Regions from separate parts of the Homo sapiens genome. Here all the other regions are linked to region 3. The links are chromatin contacts, found by Hi-C or POLR2A ChIA-PET in ENCODE. All regions are on one chromosome and are shown on one strand. Each heading gives the region's core, a stretch centred on a gene start or an enhancer-like site at or near the end of the contact. The rest is flanking DNA. Distances are from core to core; before and after follow the strand shown. Region 1 overlaps ARHGAP26 (Rho GTPase activating protein 26). Region 2 overlaps ARHGAP26 (Rho GTPase activating protein 26). Region 3 overlaps ARHGAP26 (Rho GTPase activating protein 26).

Region 1 (2,706 bases), core at 70-2,569, 130 kb before region 3:
TGACTAACCCCGCATAGTTAATTAGTGGCAGCTTAGCTTGGTGCTATTAAAAGCAGGGCAAGCCAATGACACTGACACATTCAGGTAGGAGAGAAGTGTGGTATCTGAGTGGAGGTTGGGAAAGAACTGAGAAAATAAGAAATTAGAGCCATGACTTAATTCTCATGAGCAAGCGTGTTTGGGGTCTGAGAAAATCTCTCATCACACTCACTCTCTAACATTTACCTAATTTCAACTGTCAATCAAATCCACTTCTAACCCAGGTGCTCTTAGGACTAATCATGCAGTCAGAACTGAGTGAAAAACACCAAGCAAAACCACAGGACGTGACAGTTTGCGCTCTGCTCTGAGTGGCTGTTAAAAGCAAAACAAAATTAAAACCTTCTGCTAGGAAGGCATGAAAGTTGAAGTGATTGGGAAATCTATTGGAAAGGCCAAGGACAAAGATAAAATACACACCACGTATTTCATTCTCTCCATGAAGGATCAGACATAGATGTACACCATACTCAGAAAGCCTCGCCTAGTTACAGGATGACCCACACATGTGGGACGCTTTGGGTGCTGGGGGAGTTTTCCAGAGGAGGCTGTCAACTCAGTGAGGGCAGCAGCTGCTGCCAGCCTGTGCTGTTCACAGGGGTAAACGAGTGCCCGAAGTGGCAAATGAGGACAAGCAGACAGCTCACATGTGACCCACGCATTTAAATAGCCCCCCTCCCCTTAGAACCAGGACCAAGGGAGCTTCACATCCCTTCCTCCCCTCCCAGGGCAAGCATCTGAAGCCAGAAGCCTCATCCTCAGTCCCCAGAGCGCTGGCTTCCCCATGCCGCCTCCACTGAGCCCATCAGGGAGTCCTCTGTGCTTGTGGCAGAAGCTGGGAGCTCACTGGAAGCCTGGGTCCCAGGCTGCCACTCAGAATGTATCTGGAAGGGACATGATGAATGCGAAGACTCAGTGATCTGGCTTGGCCTGGGACAGCATGCAACAAGCTCTAAACAACAGACTTACAAACCAGCTGTGCTGGGGGCATTGCCTGTGTTCTGGCTCTGATGATTCCATCCTTGTGTTCATGAGGTTTCAGAAAATAGGTGATTAGAAAGTCAAATTTAGGAAGAATAAAACAATATGTATTCTAAGAGAAGAACGTTAGAAATGTGAAGTGGACTATGACTCTTCGGGCTCAATTGTTTAATATGCCTGAGGAGCAAATTCTCAAGTTTCCTAGCATCTGACCTCTTCCTAAATGGAAAGCAAAGCTTCTCAGAGCTCATCAGAAATAAGCACGGTGGTTGTCACCAAAAACCGCAGGAGCCGAGACTTGTGACCTTTGATCATCATGTATATATGCTTATTTGAAGACATATTAAAGCATGTATTGAGTCAAACTCTATCAGAAACTCAAGAAAATACCACCAAATGGAAAAGTCATTTAATTCAAAAATCATACGTCCACTCATTTCATAGGGATTGTCACATAAACCAACCACATGTAAGAAAGCCAAGTTTCAGAGGCCTCTGAACAGAAATTTTGTTTTCTTTATAGATATATTTGGTGACACAAAAGCATTTTTTAAAAGCCTGAACATGGCAACAGGGCTACTAACAGGGACAAAGGTCTATTCTAGTCACAGATTACTTTCTAATTACAGCATTGGATTCTATGCACGAGTCAATAGTCAATACTGAAGTTTAGAACAGTGCGTTATTTTAAAAGAAAACATTAAAGTGCCATTTAATAAGTACTTTATTGATATTATATCACACAGCACTTTACAGTATACTCAAAGATAGCCTAAATTATGAATTAAACATGCAAATATTTTCTTTTCCAAAATGTGGACAAAATGTCTTTTAGAGTGCTTTTGAACACTAGCCTTAGCTACTAAGCATTCATGGGTTTGATCTTTCTTGCGACATGACTTTAAGTAAGTTAACAAAAAATGTAGCTGTAGACAGTAATTGTTTGATAAATATGAACAGTTTTAAAATGGCACTGAATTTACATCTTTAATCATTTTAATAGGCCATCCACAGCCTCTCTTGTGTCTCTAATTCTCAACCTCCGAGTCTTAAAGGCTGTAAAGGCTCAGAAAGTGCCAGCTCATGTGGGTCTCTGTAAGTGTCTATGTCTTCATAGATGTAAATATGTGCTGTATACACACACATACACACACACATAAATATACTTTAGAATCAACAGATGTGCATTGTCAGATACAAGGTTGATTCTGGCATCTGGATAACCAAGAAAGCTGCTTTTAGGTGTCTGGACAACTTTGTAGAAATGGTTGACGTAGAACAGTATAGAATGTCTTAACCTCTCCAGGACTGCTCCAGGTAACTGACATTTTGTTTATCAATACTCTGGTTCTGACTAAAGTGAATTTTGACATGGACATGTCATGTCATGTCATACCCACACAAGGGTCTAGGTCTATGCTAAGCCTTTGCTCTCTAAAGCATTCCACCTTGAGAGACGTTTTCACTCTGTAATGTCTGGCACAACTTTTGTAAAAATATTAGCTGTGAAATTTTTCTGTGATCGCTTTTTTTTTTCTCCTCAGTAAGCATAATATTTATCCTTCTAAAAAAGTATCCAAAGCTCCTTAGGATGGTTCACCTTTCTCTTTCTCTCTAGTCCTGGTGTTACTTTGCATCCAACACTTTTTCCTCTCAATAATACAGGTGCTTCCACTGGAAGACCAC
Region 2 (2,700 bases), core at 88-2,587, 130 kb after region 3:
AGCCCCTCACTCCAAAGATGGCCAAGGATTTCTCACACATTATCTCATACCTCCTCATCACCCAAGAGAAAGAGAGTCGAAGAAGTGGAGAATGAATTTAGGCCAACACTGCTATTGAGGAAAGAGGACATGCTTTGACCATGACCTACCACTCATGGCCTTTGAGGCCTTGGGCAAACCCTAAGCCCCTCTGAATACAGTTAAGACCCAAGGAGAAGCGATCCGACCCCACGCCAATTAAAGCAGAAAAAAAATTTTTAAGACTGAATGTGCTCATTGTGGGAAGGCCTACAAGAACCTAGGAGTGAAATGGAAAATATTTTCAAGATGTCGGATCACTGAAAATAAGTCAGAGGAGTCAAGAGGAACCAGGTCCTTTTCCCATGGCTTTGCAAGTGATCTGTCAACCATCCCAGCCATGGGCTGATGAAACCTCTCAAGGTGCTGCTCCAGTTTCTTCATGCTGGTGAATGTAGCCAGGAAGGAAAGCAGTAGTGGTACGAACAGAGAAACACAAGATACCAGAGCTCGCTGAACTGTGCTGACAACTTACACCCTGGCGCATCTCTGACTCACTGACTTCCTCCGTGAATTTTTGTGGTCAAGGCAGGATAACAGATCTGTCTTTGGGGAGGCAGTGTGAAATGTTTTTGCTTCCTCTCCCTACCACCTTCCATCTTCTTTCTTAACCAGGAGATGGCTAGCAACTTCTAGAGACAGCTGCTTTGGAAGAAGCTGAGCACACAAAGGTTGCCTCCTCACCCAGGAAACTGCTGAGTTCAACGCAAAGACTGGAGGCAAATGTCCAAAGATCCGTATCCAGCAGGGGGAAAAAAACACCTGGCTGACCTGTGGCAGCCCCAGGACCAACAAAAATCTGTCAACAACCATCTACGTGCTTTTAAAGCAAATCAAGATTTCAAAACAGGATTCTTCCACTGTTGTTTTTTTTTTAATAAGGTTAATTGATGGCCCTCTGTGTGCCAATAAAAGAATGTGGAATATCTGTTTGAAGTTCTCTTTATTGGCCCAGCAATGCCACAAATTGTGAAATAAAAGGAACCATAATCTCAAGGAAGAACCGCGGGTTGAGGTGTTACTTTTATATAATTTTCTTTACCCACACCATCAATAGCCCCTCTGAAACTTGTCTTGTATGAGCCCTTGCAATTGCTCATTATGAGGAACATCTGTTCTTTCTGCCAGCCCAGAATCCATCCCCACTTTCTAACTAAAACTTCTCAATTTTCCTTTAGTGTACTCCTTCCCTCAGCTCTGTCTGTGTGGTTGGGCGGAGCTAACCCCAGGGCTAGCATATGACTCAGGAGTGGCCTCAGTCACAGTGACCACTTTAGGGATGAATACAGAACCTGGCCCAGGCCAATGAAAGAGCCTGCCCTGGGACTTTTGCTGGAACTATTACCACAGAGGTGTACTCTTGCGTGCAAATGGGTAGGGTACAGACCAGGAGCTTCTCCTGGTCTCCAAGGGCCTATCTTTGACACGATGAGGAGAACCTACCTGAGGATGATGGCAAACACAGAAAAGTTTGAACCAGCAGGTTCAAAATCTAAATTCTCTAGTTCACATACTATTTAAGTTGATATGCTCGCTTTTAAGAGTTGAAATTCCACCTACAGGGAACCAGATGTCTCTACAGAACTGTCTTTCCAATCTAGTTTAGTAAAGTCTCAATTTGTATTTTTGGCATGTAAAAAAATATCTTTTCCCAACAGGATATCTTATGAACGTTGCATTTTTCAATACACAGTCTTACTTAGGTGCGCTTTTATTCATTGAATTTATATTGGATGGATACATCTATTATGTATGGATGTTAAAGACTCCATTGAGACTATACAAAAATGTAGTAATAATGATTGGGTCAAATGTCCTAGCATTTCAGAGGCCTTGCTCTTGGGCTACTTTCAGGGTTAGCAAAAGGGCCAAATAGGGATCAAGAGATCTGTCCTTCCTTTAGCCGATAACCCCTGTCCCTCAGAAGCAGTAGATCCTCTACACAGGCTGCTAGCATGACATTAGTTCACTTATTCACTTCATAAACTTAATTTCCTTTAGAGAGGTGCTTTCTAAATGGTTTCATACTCCTATTTCAAACAGATTATTTCAAATGCTTTAAAGGAGTACTTTATGGAAGCATCACCATGTATTAAAAATCTGCAGAATCCTTCATGGGAAAGAGCTTCCAATGAAGTGAAATAGAATATGATGATACCATATCTTTACTTGGGTGTTAGGTTCTACAGCTAACATTTAAGGCAAAATCCAGATAGAGTGAGAATTTCTCGTGAAAAGCCCTTAAGCCGGGCATATGGCATAATATACTTTGCTTTGTTTAAACTGTACTGTACTGCCTGTCACTAAGTTCCACGGAGAGTTTTTCCTCCATACGGTGGTTTATTCAGCTGAGCACCAGACAAAGCAGTTACTGGTGTTCAGAGGCCACATTATATTCTTGTTATTTGCAGAATGCTTATAGTTGAATTCATGTAAGATAAATACATGTATGGTACACCTCAACCAATTTTATTATGTTTTCTTAATACTCTCCAGGCAACCCAGGACACAAAGACTGGAGCTACTTTTATCCTATAAAATCCTTTATTAAGTAATCTCAGGGACGCTGGGTAATAAAGTATACACAAGTATACACACTGCAATCTTAGGTACTGGGAATGA
Region 3 (2,811 bases), core at 204-2,703:
TTTTTTTTTTTCTCTAGGTCTATCCATGTTGTAACAAATAGCAGGATCTCCTTTTCTAAGGTTGAATAATATTCCATTGTGTGTATATATATATATTTTTATTATACTTTAAGTTCTGGGATACACGTGCAGAATGTGCTGGTTACATAGGTATACATGTGCCATGGTCGTTTGCTGCACCCATCAACCCGTCATCTACATTAGGTATTTCTCCCAAGGTTATCCTCCTCTTCCCCCTACCCCCTGTTAGGTCCCGGTGTATGCTGTGCCCCTCCCTGTGCCCATATGTTCTCACTGTTCAACTCCCACTTACGAGTGAGAACATGCAGTGTTTGGTTTTCTGTTCCTTCTCTTAGTTTGCTGAGAATGGTTTCCAGCTTCATCCATGTCCCTGCAAAGGACATGAACTTATTCTTTTTTATGGCTTCATAGTATTCCATGGTGTATATGTGCCACATTTTTTTTTTTATCCAGTCTAACATTCATGGGCATTTGGGTTGGTTCCAAGTCTTTGCTATTGTGAACAGTGCTGCAATAAACATACGTGTGCATGTGTCTTTACAGTAGAATGATTTATAATCCTTTGGGTATATACCCAGTAATGGGATTGCTGGGTCAGATGGTATTTCTAGCTCTGGATCCTTGAAGAATTGCCACACTGTCTTCCACAATGGTTGAACTAATTTACACTCCCACCAACAGTGTAAAATCGTTCCTATTTCTCCACATCCTCTCCAGCATCTGTTGTTTCCTGACTTTTAAAAGTTTCATTTCTTTGAAGAGTAATGATATTGAACTTTTTCCCATGTCTACTGATCCAGTGACTTTTAAGGTCCCAGGCACAATTAGTCTGCAGCAAAGCAAATCAAAAGAACAGGTAAAGAAGACGACATACCAGGCAAGGATGGCACCTTAGTTCTACATTTTAAAAATTTAATAAAGCTCTACACCTATTAAGGTATCCTTGTGTTTATAATCCATATATCTTTCACAAATTTTCATGGGGAAGAAAAATAGTTGGGAGATGTCAGATCCCCCCTGTGAAGCTGGGCAGACTCCACCAGACTCCACCATGGCACTTGGGAGGCATTATATAAACGTTTGTGGCTACCACAGAGACCAAAAATGGATTGTGCTGCCTCTTCCCTGGTCTATTTCATAGAGGCACTGGGATGCTGTAAGGACAAAGCAAGCAAGGGAGGTGAAAAAAGTACTGAAAATTATCAAGGGCTGTACAAAGCACAATGATAAGGAGAAGGAGGAGGAGAACTAATTTAAACAGAAGTTTCAAAGAGGCAGGATTGGAGTATATGCAGAGAACGTTATTAGTGAAGAATGCTTTGGTAAGAAAGCAAGCTTTCTCCTCTGGTATTTCATGAGCTGTGCAATGAAAGAGTCTCTGTCTCCCTAGAGCCCGGATGGGCGACGCAACAGGCACAGGGGTGTAACCAGGCCACAAAGTCCCAAACGCCAACTTTTAATTGTGTGACCGGCATGGGTCCAGCAGTGATTAGCAGAACCAAGCACTGTTGCTCAAGCTTTATGAGGATCAGCATTCTGAGTTAGGGGAGGAAAAAGATTGCCTCTGATAAGAACTTGTTCTAGGAGAGTCAAACAAGCACCCCTTTTCTGCATGTTTGGGGCCGACACTGAGGTCTTTAATGAAGGGAAACCTCTGAAAGAAATGGAGGTGGCATTTCTAGGAAGACCTGCCAGGGGAGACTCACACTCTGGTACTTGCTAGTGGAACAGACTGAAGTTTATCAGGAGGGAGCCCCAGGCCTGGAAGGCAGGAAGTGAAGAGAAGAGGGAGGGATATCTGGGCTGGAGCAGAGCAGTCTCCCCAGCCAGGCGCGCACTGTACGGGTTCTCTGTGAGATGTAGAGAGGGTCCCTTACTCACGGTCCTGCTGTCTATATCACTCAGAAACAAAACCACCACCAACCTACCCAGTTCCACTTACCACATAGTTTTGAATCATGGAAAAGGCTAGTAATTACTACAAAAAAAACATGCTGCAGGCTCCTGGGGCTCCTGGCTATTGTTTCATGTTCTCCAGACTCCAGTTCTATCAGCGCCACCACAGCCCCTAAGGAAAATAGAACCTGTTGCCATAGTAGCTGCTTCCCCCTTTTTAAGGAAGGCACACTCTAAGCCATTATGGAAGAAAAAAAAAAAAAAAGCTTTTATGTCATATGACGAACTTTCCCTTCTCCAGCTTCTCTCCCTATCTTGTCCAGTTAAATTTTGTGTAGAACATGCAGCAGAAATTGAAATGTCGACATTTCCATTAAGCAATGACAAAAAAATTAATCCAGTTCCCAGAGAGAGGGAGGTAGGAAGCAATTGTTCAAGGCAACAGTGTGTGTGTCTGTTTCAGGGAAATTAAAAAAAAAAAAGAAGGGAAAAGTAATTAAAGAAAGATATTACCTGAAGAGCATTATATCTGACAAACACCAAAGCACTGCCTGGTTGGATGTTAAGGAAAGGAGAGGGAAAAAAATCAGAAATGGTGACACCTGATGAGAAGGAGTCACCCCCAAAGAGCTAAGAAAACAATCACCTTTTGTTAATAAAAACCAAAGGAAAGAGTGAGGACTGTATGAAGGCCCAGGAAAGACACATTTAAGGCCCACTCCCTGAGCAGAAATAGAAGGTGTATGGGGCCACAACCCTACATCAAGAGACCTGTTGGTCCCCAGCACTGAAAGTGAAACAAAAAATTATGAGAAAGAGAAATGACACACTCGAACCAGAGTAATTTTCTGTTTTGCCCTCATCTCTAAAAATGCATCCTTCCTGCCAGACTCA

Evidence for each region. A loop is a pair of places that touch in the nucleus more often than their neighbours do. ChIA-PET counts read pairs that join two places held with the same protein, here RNA polymerase II (POLR2A). Pooled maps may share reads with other maps.
Region 1: a loop to region 3 is called in a pooled map, with 3 times the contacts of the local background. The contact joins two enhancer-like sites. A Hi-C loop is called at or near these places in 4 of 168 maps with a recorded cell type or tissue (IMR-90, MCF 10A, PC-9 and 1 more), 2 of 37 single-sample maps with no recorded cell type and 10 of 50 pooled maps. POLR2A ChIA-PET finds 5 or more read pairs at or near these places in 4 of 52 experiments (GM10248, HEK293T, OCI-LY7 and 1 more).
Region 2: a pooled map shows a loop between it and region 3 (4-fold over the local background). The contact joins two enhancer-like sites. A Hi-C loop is called at or near these places in 2 of 50 pooled maps. POLR2A ChIA-PET finds 5 or more read pairs at or near these places in 2 of 52 experiments (OCI-LY7 and WTC11).

The regions. Positions count from the first base shown.
Region 1 is chr5:143,227,709-143,230,414 of GRCh38, reverse strand. ARHGAP26 (Rho GTPase activating protein 26) reads right to left here. Exons shown (of 23, transcript NM_001135608.3): 23 at 1,408-2,706. Among named protein-coding and RNA genes, the nearest start is that of ARHGAP26-IT1, 37 kb to the right of the region's middle. RefSeq lists an enhancer at 787-846. Within about 2 kb of position 1,319, at least 9 of the 41 ENCODE cell types and tissues checked have a DNase peak (open chromatin) inside an H3K27ac peak, as active enhancers do.
Region 2 is chr5:142,975,673-142,978,372 of GRCh38, reverse strand. All of the region lies in intron 11 of ARHGAP26 (Rho GTPase activating protein 26), which reads right to left. LOC107986457 (a long non-coding RNA gene) reads right to left here. Exons shown (of 2, transcript XR_001742909.3): 2 at 1-2,700. Among named protein-coding and RNA genes, the nearest start is that of ARHGAP26-AS1, 110 kb to the right of the region's middle. Within about 2 kb of position 1,337, at least 10 of the 41 ENCODE cell types and tissues checked have a DNase peak (open chromatin) inside an H3K27ac peak, as active enhancers do.
Region 3 is chr5:143,101,228-143,104,038 of GRCh38, reverse strand. The region is part of intron 17 of ARHGAP26 (Rho GTPase activating protein 26); the gene reads right to left. Among named protein-coding and RNA genes, the nearest start is that of ARHGAP26-IT1, 90 kb to the left of the region's middle. Within about 2 kb of position 1,453, at least 3 of the 41 ENCODE cell types and tissues checked have a DNase peak (open chromatin) inside an H3K27ac peak, as active enhancers do.